Regions from separate parts of the Mus musculus genome. Here region 1 is linked to region 2. A link is a contact called in ENCODE Hi-C or POLR2A ChIA-PET data. All regions are on one chromosome and are shown on one strand. The core of a region is the stretch at or near the end of the contact, and the rest is flanking DNA. Distances in the headings are between cores, read along the strand shown.

What was found. Hi-C counts contacts between places; a loop is a spot of excess contacts on that map. ChIA-PET counts read pairs that join two places held with the same protein, here RNA polymerase II (POLR2A).
Region 1: a loop to region 2 is called in a map of gastrocnemius, with 2.1 times the contacts of the local background. The contact joins the enhancer-like site here to the promoter of Slc38a4 in region 2. A Hi-C loop is called at or near these places in 3 of 37 maps with a recorded cell type or tissue (adrenal gland and gastrocnemius). POLR2A ChIA-PET finds 5 or more read pairs at or near these places in 2 of 5 experiments (both embryonic stem cell).

What each region holds. Positions count from the first base shown.
Region 1 is chr15:97,131,807-97,137,480 of GRCm38, reverse strand. No RefSeq gene overlaps it. Among named protein-coding and RNA genes, the nearest start is that of Gm32733, 27 kb to the right of the region's middle. Within about 2 kb of position 1,994, at least 1 of the 3 ENCODE cell types and tissues checked has a DNase peak (open chromatin) inside an H3K27ac peak, as active enhancers do; it is gastrocnemius, where a contact is called at or near this core.
Region 2 is chr15:97,053,865-97,059,007 of GRCm38, reverse strand. Slc38a4 (solute carrier family 38, member 4) reads left to right here and starts at 3,052. Exons shown (of 16, transcript NM_027052.3): 1 at 3,052-3,153. The region is part of intron 1 of Gm32840 (a long non-coding RNA gene); the gene reads right to left.

The DNA of each region.
Region 1 (5,674 bases), core at 745-3,244, 80 kb before region 2:
TACAAGTGACTGTTACAGCAGGGATTTGAGTTCTGGCACGTGATGCCTGGATCCGTTTGTAAGCCTGTCTTCACACAGCTTCAACACAGTAGTAGGAGCCCAGCAACCTCTGCATCACATAGGTAAAGCTTTCTATTCCAGTGACCATCGAATGGTCCTGTGAAAGAGATGCCCGTTCAGCTCCTATAACCTTCTGTTCAAGAATGACTCGCACTTTGCATACTCGGATTACCTAGAAAAATCCAGAACGTTAGAGAAAAGTGATGAACTAATCTGCCTAAGTTGATTTGAAAATGAGGGTAAAGAATGTGATTTTTTTCATGCTTTACATTTATATTTAAATCTGTGGCCAACTTTGAGTCTCTTTCTTTTTTCCTCTACTTCTCTTTCCTCATATTCCTGCCTCCTCTTTTGAGATAAGGTCTCCTTCTATAGCCAAGGCTGGCCAAGACCTCATTATGTTGCCAACATTGGCCTTGAAATCATGGTCATCCCCCTGCCTCAGTCTCCCAAGTTCTAAGATTAGAGTCATTAACTAGCACAGGGGAGTTCTTTATTTTGGAAGAAGACACAATCCCACACAGTTCTTAGAAATACGTATATTGTTTGCAGATGTGTAACCCATCACAGGATGGTCCAGTGGTCAAGGAAGAAGACGACTGTCTAACTAGAGCCATTACTGGAGTTGTTGGGAGAACTCACTGTTGGGATAATATTGTGCACCGTGTAAACACCGTCTTTGTATTATTCAAATGCTGATCTCTCTGTTGGCAGAGGGCCAAGTACAAGCTGACTTTGGTGTCGTTATTAATATGGCTGCATCATATTTTGTAAACCCACCCTCTCTCACCTTCTGACTGGTTTATCAAAAAGCTGACGGCCTGTAACAAAAACAGGAAATAGAAGGTGGGACTTCCTGGAAGAGAGGGGAACTCTGGGAGAGAGTCAGGCCCGGGAGGATTCATCAAGAAGATGGAGAAGAAGCTGCAGGCCTGGAAGGAAGGAGAGGTAGCTAACCAGTTACATGGTGAGACTTAGATTAGCATAAACGGAATAGTTGAGCTCCGAGCCAGCTGGAAACAAACCTAACTTCAGGCCTAGGCATTCATAAATAAATATATGTCTCTGTGTCATTATTTGGAAGCTGGCAGTCCCAAAGCAAGTCCTGTTACAAGTGCTGTTGGAGATAGTGTGTGTGTGTGTGTGTGTGTGTGTGTGTGTGTGTGTGTGTGACTATGTATATCAAACTTCCTGAATTTTTTAGTCTTACCCTCCCAGACCTGCCCAAACCTCCTTTGAGTTGATAAGGACAAATATTGTCCGATGCTGATGTTATTTTGAGTTTTATAGAAAGTCCTGCCTAACAATTTGAACTAGGCTGTGCGTGTTTCCATTTGGTTGCTAGGCTGCATTCTGGGTCACTTCCCAGCAGCCTAGGTGACAGCTCTTCATGGGACACCTGAATAGCTGTAAGGTGATGAACTGTGAGATATCACATGATACACAGCCTTTAAAATAGGCAGTGTGACATAATGCACCCGCTGTGACCCAGGTTGTGGTGGAAAGTATCTGGAAGAGGAAAAATGAGATTCCGATGGCTGAAAGATAGCCAGTTTAGAATCTAGGCAGGGGTAGGGAAGACGAAGGCCAAGGAAGCTTTCTACACTCCCACCCGTCCCCCAGGGACAGTTCTGAAGCCCTACACTGTCCTGTAATGTGCCACAGACAGAAGCAATACAAGAGAAATGGAACTAGGGCTTGCTAAAGACATCAGAGCCCCAGGAAATCTCCTGGCCGAGAAGTTGGACAGATCTCTTGACACTTATTCTTTGTTTCCAGAATCTTCCACGTCTATCTCAAAAGTTTCATTGATCACCTTGCCCTTCTTTTCCAGATAATAGTACAGGCTTTCCCCGCCCGAGATCAGGCCAGCAATTTGGCTGCCCCGCGTCTTTCCAAATTGACTGCGTGGGAAACGCAATTTACTTCCTCCTCCAACAGTAGGTGGCAGCACTAACCTTGTTCATTAGGTTCCCGCATCTGTAAAAGCAAGCCGAATTTGCTCAGTGGCAACAGTTTAAGGTCAGGCCTTATTTAAAATGTAAAGAAGATAGGCAAGTAGGCAAGTAACTTAAAAACCCGACTAATCACTTAGCAATTAAGAGACTGGAGACACTGCCCACATTTACACTCATTGAAATGTGAAGCAGAAACCTGACTCATTTTTATTATTTTTTCTTCTTCACTGGAGTCTCAGGCAAAGCTGGCAGCCAGTAGAGCATTTCTGAAGAAAATAAGTGCTTGAAGTCAGATATGAGAATTTGTATTTTATTATGTGAAATTTACATCTCAAGCCCCCGACAGCTCAACATTTTGAAATCACACTTATTTACTTGTGCATGGGGGTGGGGGAGGGGACTCATGGGGGGGGGGAGGTCAGAGAACAACTTTCAGAAAGGGGTTCTCTTTTAACAGATTTCCCTTTTTAAGAGCAGCCTTAGGTCAAGAGCAAAATTGAGAGAAAAGTGCAGAGAGAAGCCCATGTGTCCTCTGGACATCTCCAAACTACAACCATCCACACAGAGTTTCTGCCTGCTGCTGGTGCTCAACATGACTAGTTAATCAGCTTCACACGTCCGTAGTTTACCTTGGTCTTCACCTGGAACTGTACGTTCTGGGAGTTTGGAACTAGAGCTAAAGCGGTGTTTTCTCCTATGCTGCGTACAGAGTACCACCACTGTCCTATATGTCTCCACTCACTCCCCACCCACTCCCTCCAACCTCTCCACTACTGAATGTTCTGCCTTCTCTGTAACTTGGTCCTGCCACTGGTGGGGGGGGGGGTCTTACAGTGTTTCTTGTTATGTGATTGGTTGTTTCCCTCGTCAAAGAACCTCTAAGTTTCCCCCACTTGCTTCCTTGTCAAGACGGTTCATTTTCCTCACTGCCGAGTACAAGCCCTTGTCTGGATGGGCCACAATCTACTCTCCCACTGACCTGAAGGATGCTTGGTTCCTTCCAAGTTCTGGATCAGATATAAAGCTGCTATCAGCATCTGTGGGTGGGCATATGTTCCCGGGTCATTTGAGTACATGTAAAAGCCTGGTTACTGTAACGTGGTGGTGTGTTTAGTTTTGTTGGAAGCTACCAAACCATCTCCATAGTTCATGGCGTTTCAGGGCCCCAGCAATAGGTGAGACCTGCTGCTCTCACCTCTAGAATTGGGTATTGGGGTTGGTCAGGGCTGCAGAGGACCCTGGTTCAAATCCCAGCACCCATTCATTTTCTTATGGGTGACATTTAAGAGTCCTTAGCAGAGTCGTGTCAATAAGATAAACACCTCTAGTGCTCACCCCCTTCCACAAGGATAGCCAAAGAGAAGAATAAACTACCACATTCCGACAAAACAACTAAAGAGAGTATGGCGTACATCAGGGGACTGGACATCGGCACCTTGGACATTGGGACCCTGCACACTGACAGGGTGGTCATTATGGACTCTCTGTAGAACTCATGGGTGGTTGGCCCAGCACAGAAAACTACCTGGATTCTATGAGCCCCAGTGTCCCCAAAGGAGGACTTGGTGGCTGTGCCCTGCTTTCCATGGACAGTGTGGTGTCTCTGAGGTGACATCTTGGAACCAGAACTGCTGTTAATGCGCTGTCCTCTGGAGACAGGAACCATGGCATACCTCCACCACTGAGAATTTGCCACCATGGGTGCACCCCCACCTGGAGGGGGCAGTATTCTTACCACAAACCACTACTTCACCATCTTGCTGGGACTAAGCTTCACAGTCACTGCCCCGTCCCTTCCCAGACTCTGTCATTTCTTCCTGCCTTAGATACAATAGTGCCCAGCAGTGACAGTCTCCGAATGTAATAGTGGACTTACTCACTTCTGTGTAATTCTGCCACCATTGCTTGCCTAGCTTAGCATTCTATCGTTAGGCAACTACACATAAATTGTTACATATTCTTCATGAACTGACCCCCTGTCATTTCTCAGTGCTGCCTTCGTCCCTAATTAATATGGAGCTGTAGAGCACATTTGAAAATTTATCTCCACTTACTCTTTCTCTGGCTTTCTTTATATCCAAGTGTATTACTTGTGTGCTTTTCTTTCCTTCCTTCCTTCCTTCTTTCTTTCTTTCTTTCTTTCTCTTTCTTTCTTCCTTTCTCTCCTTTTTCCCTTGGCTTTTGAGATAAGATCTCTCTACACAGCCCTGGCTGTCCTGGAACTCACTGTGTAGACAAAGATCACCCCAAATTCAGAGAGATTCCCCTGCCTCTGCCTCCCAAGTGCCGAAGTTAAAGGTGTGTGCCGCCATGCCTGGTGATTCTTCTTCTTCCTCTTCGTCTTTAAAGATTTATTTATTATTATTATACATAAGTTCACTGTAGCTGACTTCAGACACACCAGAAGAGAGCATCAGATCTCATTATGGGTGGTTGTGAGCCACCATGTGGTTGCTGGGATTTGAACTCAGGACCTTCGGAAGAGCAGTCAGTGCCCTTACCCGCTGAGTCATCTCACCAGCCCCCAATTTTCCTTCTTCTTCTTCTTCTTCTTCTTCTTCTTCTTCTTCTTCTTCTTCTTCTTCTTCTTCTTCTTCTTCTTCTTCTTCTTCTTCTTCTTCTTCTTCTTCTTTTTCCGAGACAGGGTTTCTCTGTGTAGCCCTGGCTGTCCTGGAACTCACTCTGTAGACCAGGCTGGCCTCGAACTCAGAAATCCGCCTGCCTCTGCCTCCCAAGTGCTGGGATTAAAGGCGTGGGCAACCACGCCCGGCGATTTTCCTTCTTCTTAAACAACTGATTTTGAACATTTCTTGGAAGGTGAGCTCACTAGACAGCATGCCCCTCACTATTTGTCTGAGAAAGTCTTCATTTTTCCCTGGTTTTGAGTGATGGATTTACAAGGTACTTGATTCTAGGCTGATAAAGCCTTTTCCCTCAATGGCCCACGGTATTCTTGCTTCCAAGATTTCTAGAAGCAATACGTAATTTTTACCTTTGTTCTCTTTTGTAGAAGAGACAGTGGGCCACCTCTATGTAAATGCTGGGGGCGGGGGGGGGGCACACAGCTGTAAAAACATCTCCTGCAGGAGGACCTAATTGAGGACTGTCTGAGGGACCCAGGATTGCTGGTGCAGACAAAGCCAGACAACTGGAAACTGCTATTTAGAAGAGATGCTTTTTTGGGACCAATGGGGCATGGGTGGAGGGTATTAAAGGAGCTTGCAGCAGTGCTCAGATGAGCTTGCTGTAGCATTTCTCACCTGTTCCCAGAGTCTGTGTCGTTAACTCTGTGCCACCTCACCCCCAAACCCCAAGGGCAGGTAGGGTCTGGCAAGCGAGTAGTCCAAGGTTCAGGCAGCACCCTTATAGGGAAGCTCTGTACTTTCATGTCTGATATTAACTTTGTGGAAATTCTTAGTAACCCTAGTAATTGTTTCAGGCTTTGTTTATGTGTGCCCTTTTGGTATTGCTGTGGCTTCTACCTGTTGCAGGATTTTCCCTGTCCAATCACATTAGGGCAGTGGGAGGCCTGTGATTGGACAGGGAAAGAAAGGTGGAGCTAAGAGTTGCAAAGAGAGGGAGCATGGCAGAGTGGTGGGGAACCAAGATGGCTGCAGACGTATACCCTTATGATGTTTTCCAGCCACAAGTAACTA
Region 2 (5,143 bases), core at 1,803-4,302:
GTCGGTAGCAGTTGCATGGAGGGGCACAGAGGCAATTCTTTGAGCTTTGTGTAGGCTGGGCGATTTCCCCCTTCCTACTGAAGTCGTATAAGCTCCCCCCCCCCAACCCCAACCCCAACAATCCCCACCACAAAACCACCGTGGCACTAACATGGCACTCAGGCTTGAACGGTGAGAAATGAGGTGAAACTGACAGCTGGAACCCATAGCAAGGGGTTCCAGGAAGAGGGGAAACAGCAGTGGAAAGCCACCGGTCTTAGGAAGCTAGGGGCCAGTGAGAGCTTTAGAACGCCAGCAGTTAGGACACGCATGGCGGATGGCCCAAGGGTTAGATGGCCCGAGGGTTAGAGCCAGAAAGGAGAGTGAAGGTCTTAGTCGTTTGACTGCTTGGTTGTCTGCACGTAGAGTCGCTTACAGACCTTTGAGGAGAGACATTTTAGCTGGTGAAGCTTTACAGAGTGTGAGCAGCCCCCCACTGAATCTTACTTCACTTGCTCCAACACCCACAGTTTCTTTTCTTTTGTCACTAGGTAAGCTTGTGATAGTGTCTGAACAAGGTATGTTCCAGGCAAGCGGTATCAACAATTTTTGTCTGTTTTTTTTTTTTCTTCAGAAAAATCAAGTCTCTAGAATGGAACTAATTTGTCCCTGTGGGGTGACCATAAAATCATGGTAGAGGGTGTCTTCTCCAAAGGCAGAGCATGATCTCACGCGAAACCAAAATGCGTGTCAGTGAGGTCCCACGAGAAGCTTCATAGGACTGGCCACTCAGCTTCCTGCCCCTTAGAACACTGGTTTCCATGACCCCGGAGGAACCAGGTCACGGCTACATGGCCTTTCCTGGTCAATTTTCACAGCAGAGAGACAACCAGGCTTTTCAGTTGTGTCTGGCGTCTCCACATTACTCTGGGACCTTCTGCAACTCCAGTGAAGTGCAGTCCCCACCAAAGATGAGCGGATTGCACTTGAATCGGAATGCCAATGCTTTATAGATAAAATTAGCATAATTTCCCCTCAGCCCATAACCTGACTCGTAGTTCCAGCATATATAAATGAATAACACGTAGTTTCCTATTACACCAGGCAATGAACCATAGCTTTTGATTTTTTTTTTTTTTTTTTTTTTTGGTATGAGCTAAGGTGATTAAATAAATAGTTTATTTACAAGTTAGCTGGAGAGATGACTCAGTGTTTAAGAGCACTTGCTGCTCTTCCAGAGGACCTGAGTTTGATTCCCAGCACTCATGTGGTGGCTCACAACTCCCTGTAATCGTAGTTTCATGGGATCCGACACTACCTTCTAGCTTGAGAGCACCAGACACGCCCATGTTAGGTGTATGTGCAGGCAGAATTCCCATACACGTAAAATAAATACTTTTTAAAAAATTAAAAAGGACAAGAAAGGAAAGATGGATGCTAGGATTCCTGGTTTTGAAAAGTTGGGCAGTTATACATCTCTCGGGCATGAGCTGCTGGCATGAAGGAACTATTTGCTTTCAGCCATGTTTTTTCCCCACTGATATTCTGTTTATGGGCTTGCCTTGGCTTCTCCTGTGTCTCAGGTCAGGCCCTGAGAGATAGAAATCTTTCTCCTGCCTCAAATCCTTTTATTGTGGTCCAGCCATTATGACCTGCTAGTAGCTTACTACATACACTCCTTACGTGTTATTAAAGAGGCAATGGTGAGATAGCACAGTATAAATAAAACCCAATTTCAACAAGCTGAAGGGGACTTTAAAATTATTCTGTTATATTCTAACTCCACAAAATTGAACTTCTTGCCAGGAGAAACCAAAAGGGTGTATATATCATATTTGACCAGGATTGCTAACCTACTCTCGTGAAACTAAATATTTCTTATATATATTGTGCTTTTGGGGGGGGGGTGGTACAAAATCATGCTGTGGTAGAAGTTATATATTCTTCTGTTGCTACCCTTCTGTTGAACTGTTTTGTATAATCTGAGGTGTGTGTGTGTGTGTGTGTGTGTGTGTGTGTGTGTGTGTGTGTGTGAGAGAGAGAGAGAGAGAGAGAGAGAGAAGAGAGAAAGACAGAGACAGAGACACACATAGAGACAAGAGACATAGAGAGATCTATCACTGATGGAACGTTTTGAGTGTTCCTTATTAGCATGCAGATGTTTCTGTTGTTACATTGTTTTCTTTCTGAAGTGCCGCCATGTTCTAGTACTGTTCTAATACAGGAGCTATGAAATGGGAAGAGCTAAGTGTCCTTCCTGAAGACAGACAGTTAGACCGGCAGCTCTTCATAATTTACGTTGGGCGCGTGAGAGTTCCAAAAGCCCTGTCTGTGTCCCTGGTGGGTCTGTTAAATCTTCAGAGGCCACTTCTCCACCAGTGAACCCCTTCTGCCAAAAAAGAATGGCAACTTTTATTAAATAAACACGGACCTTCTTTGAAGCGGGAACTATGCTTAGTGTCAGAAAATGGTTTTATCAGAAAATGGTTCCATATACATATTTTTCCTTAAGACCCTCCTAGCGAGCAGAAAATGTAGTTTATTATAGCTTCCTTTGTACTCAGAATCATATTTAAACTAGGACCCCATAAGAGAATTACAGGAAAGGTTCACAAGTGGGTGACGGCAAGGTTGCCCTTGTATTGCATAGAGATTTTTACTGTGACCACCATATTCTATTTGTTTGCTTTGTGTTATGTGGTGACAGTAAGCTGTGTAGTCCGTGAAAAAGTTGTTTGTCGAATACTCTACACTGACTACTTTTACCTACTTAACGATGTAGATATATCCTGCACACAGGAAAATCCCCCCAAATAAAGAAACTTCACAGTCGAAAATGAACTCACACCAAACTCTTTGGTAACAAGACCCAGGGCGGGTGGAGGGGCCTCCATTGCTCTCTGGGCTCCAGGCTTCCCTCTAAAAGGACAGCTGGACAGCTAGACTCCACCTGGAAAGATGTTTCTGTTGACAGATCAGGTTCCTGCACTGCTATTGGTGGCTAGGCTGGAAGGGAGGGTCCTCAAGAAAGGAGATCGAGATGCTGCCCCCTATCACAGGATGGAAATTTCCACTCTTTGGGAAGCCAATAGAGAAGACGGAAGGGTCTCCCGGTCTAACCCTTGCCGCCACATCCATTGGATTCCAACCCGAAGAGGGTAGACAGAAAGGCGGGTGAGTTAAATGTGGTATATTTTCTCTTAAAAAACGACTCAGCGTGGAATTTTAGGGCTAGATCCTAACTTGTGTGTGTGTGTGTGTGTGTGTGTATGTTTGCGCGTGTGTGCGCGCGTGTATGTGTGTGCCCCCGCGCGCGCGTGGGGACAAGCGCACGTGGGGCATTCAGGTCTCGGAACTGTGTAGGGTCAAAATTTGTTGGTTGTACCTTAGAACTACAGGCTAACTGGGTTATTTCAGTGACTAGAAGTGAAGTAAACCAGGGCAGGCGGAGGGGATAGCTTGAGGGGCTTTTTTTGAAGGCTCCTATTCGAACTGTGCCTGCGTGGCCGTCTCCAGAGACTGGTGTGGGCTTGCCGACTGGAGGTCTATTGGCTCTGAGATTTTTGTTGTGGGACCTCCTTGAACGATAGCAGCTGCCTTATAAAGAGGGTCTCACCCTTCCTAGGATCTGGCTCCTCACCCTTGGGGATCGTGCCCACTAGGTGCTACCCGAGTTGCTGGAAGTGTGCCTATGACCCCCCGCCCGCCGGAGGTGGTGGGGGAACACGGGTTCAGGGTTTAAAATAGACTCGCTGGTCTCTTGATAGTTGGTAGTTGAATTTCCTGACTGTAAGCATGCTCCCGTTGTTAAATTGCCTTACGGCGAGCAGATCAGCATGCTCCCGGAGTGCGAACTCTAAGGCTTGGGGACTCTAAGGAGTCCCAAGAGCCTGGAGCAAAGTGAGAATTTGATTTAGAGCCGAGACTGCTTCCCACATGGTGGGATCGGGGATCCGCCACACCCAACAGCTCGTAGGCGCCGAAACCCCGCGGTAGGGTGGGGGTCGCGGGCATGAATGGAGGACTTCAGAGGAGAGGGAAACTGACCGTGGAGTAGTTGGGAGGAGACAACTTGGTCAACCAGAAGGAACTCCTTTTGCCTTGAGGCACTGAGCAGGGACAGACAGCTGAAAAGGCGTAGGTGGCTCTTCAGGGTATCAGTTCCTGGGGACGGACCCTCGTGGGGATCGGTCTGAGGTTCCCGTGGAGGGATCGGTCTGGGGTTCCCATGGAGGGACCCTCGTGGGGATTGGTCTGGGGTTCCCGTGAAGGGACCCTCTTGGAGATCGGGTTGGGGTTCCCGTGGAGGGACCCTCGCGGGGATCGGGCTGGGGTTCCCGTGGAGGGACCCTCGTGGGGATCGGGCTGGGGTTCCCGTGGAAGGACCCTCACGGGGATCGGGCTGGGGTTCCCGTGGAGGGACCCTCGCGGGGATCGGGTTGGGGTTCCCGTGGAGAGACCCTCGCGGGGATCGGGCTGGGGTTCCCGTGGAGGGACCCTCGCGGGGATCGGGTTGGGGTTCCTGTGAACCGATCCTCGCGGGGATTGGGCTGGAGTTCCATGGACGGACCCTCGTGGCGAGCCACAGGGAAAGGTGGCTAGAAAAACTCTTCCATGTATACCAGAGCCTGTGATGCTTCCTTCAGCACTGCTGACCCAGTTGGAGGAAGAGGGGCGAGCTGAACCTGAGACTTAAGCAAGGATGATTAGGGATGAATTCCTAGGCAGTGGCCACACGCCTAGAGGGTTTTTTTGAGCCTCTGGGCTGGTGCTTAGAGATCGGGAGCCCTCAGAAAAGCTGGAGTGAGGCAGACCGGCGCTTGCTTGATGTTTTGGTTCTCATTATGTGTGTTGCGGTGAAAGGATAAATCAGCCTTCCTAATACTCAGACCCTTTAAGATCGAACCTCATGCCTCGGTGAACACCCAGCCGTAAAATTACTCCATTGCTGCTTCATAACTATAGTTTTGTTACTGTCACAAATCGTAATGTTTGATAAGCACGCAGGATTTTTGATGTGACTCCTCCGTGAAAGTGTCCTTAGATCCTCCAAAGAGGTTCCTCTTTGTCTCTTTATTTAAAGACAGTAAACCAGGAGGGACGAGAACAGAAAGGCACTACTATGTGTCATGATAGGATGGGAGCCACGGGAGAAATGGAAAAC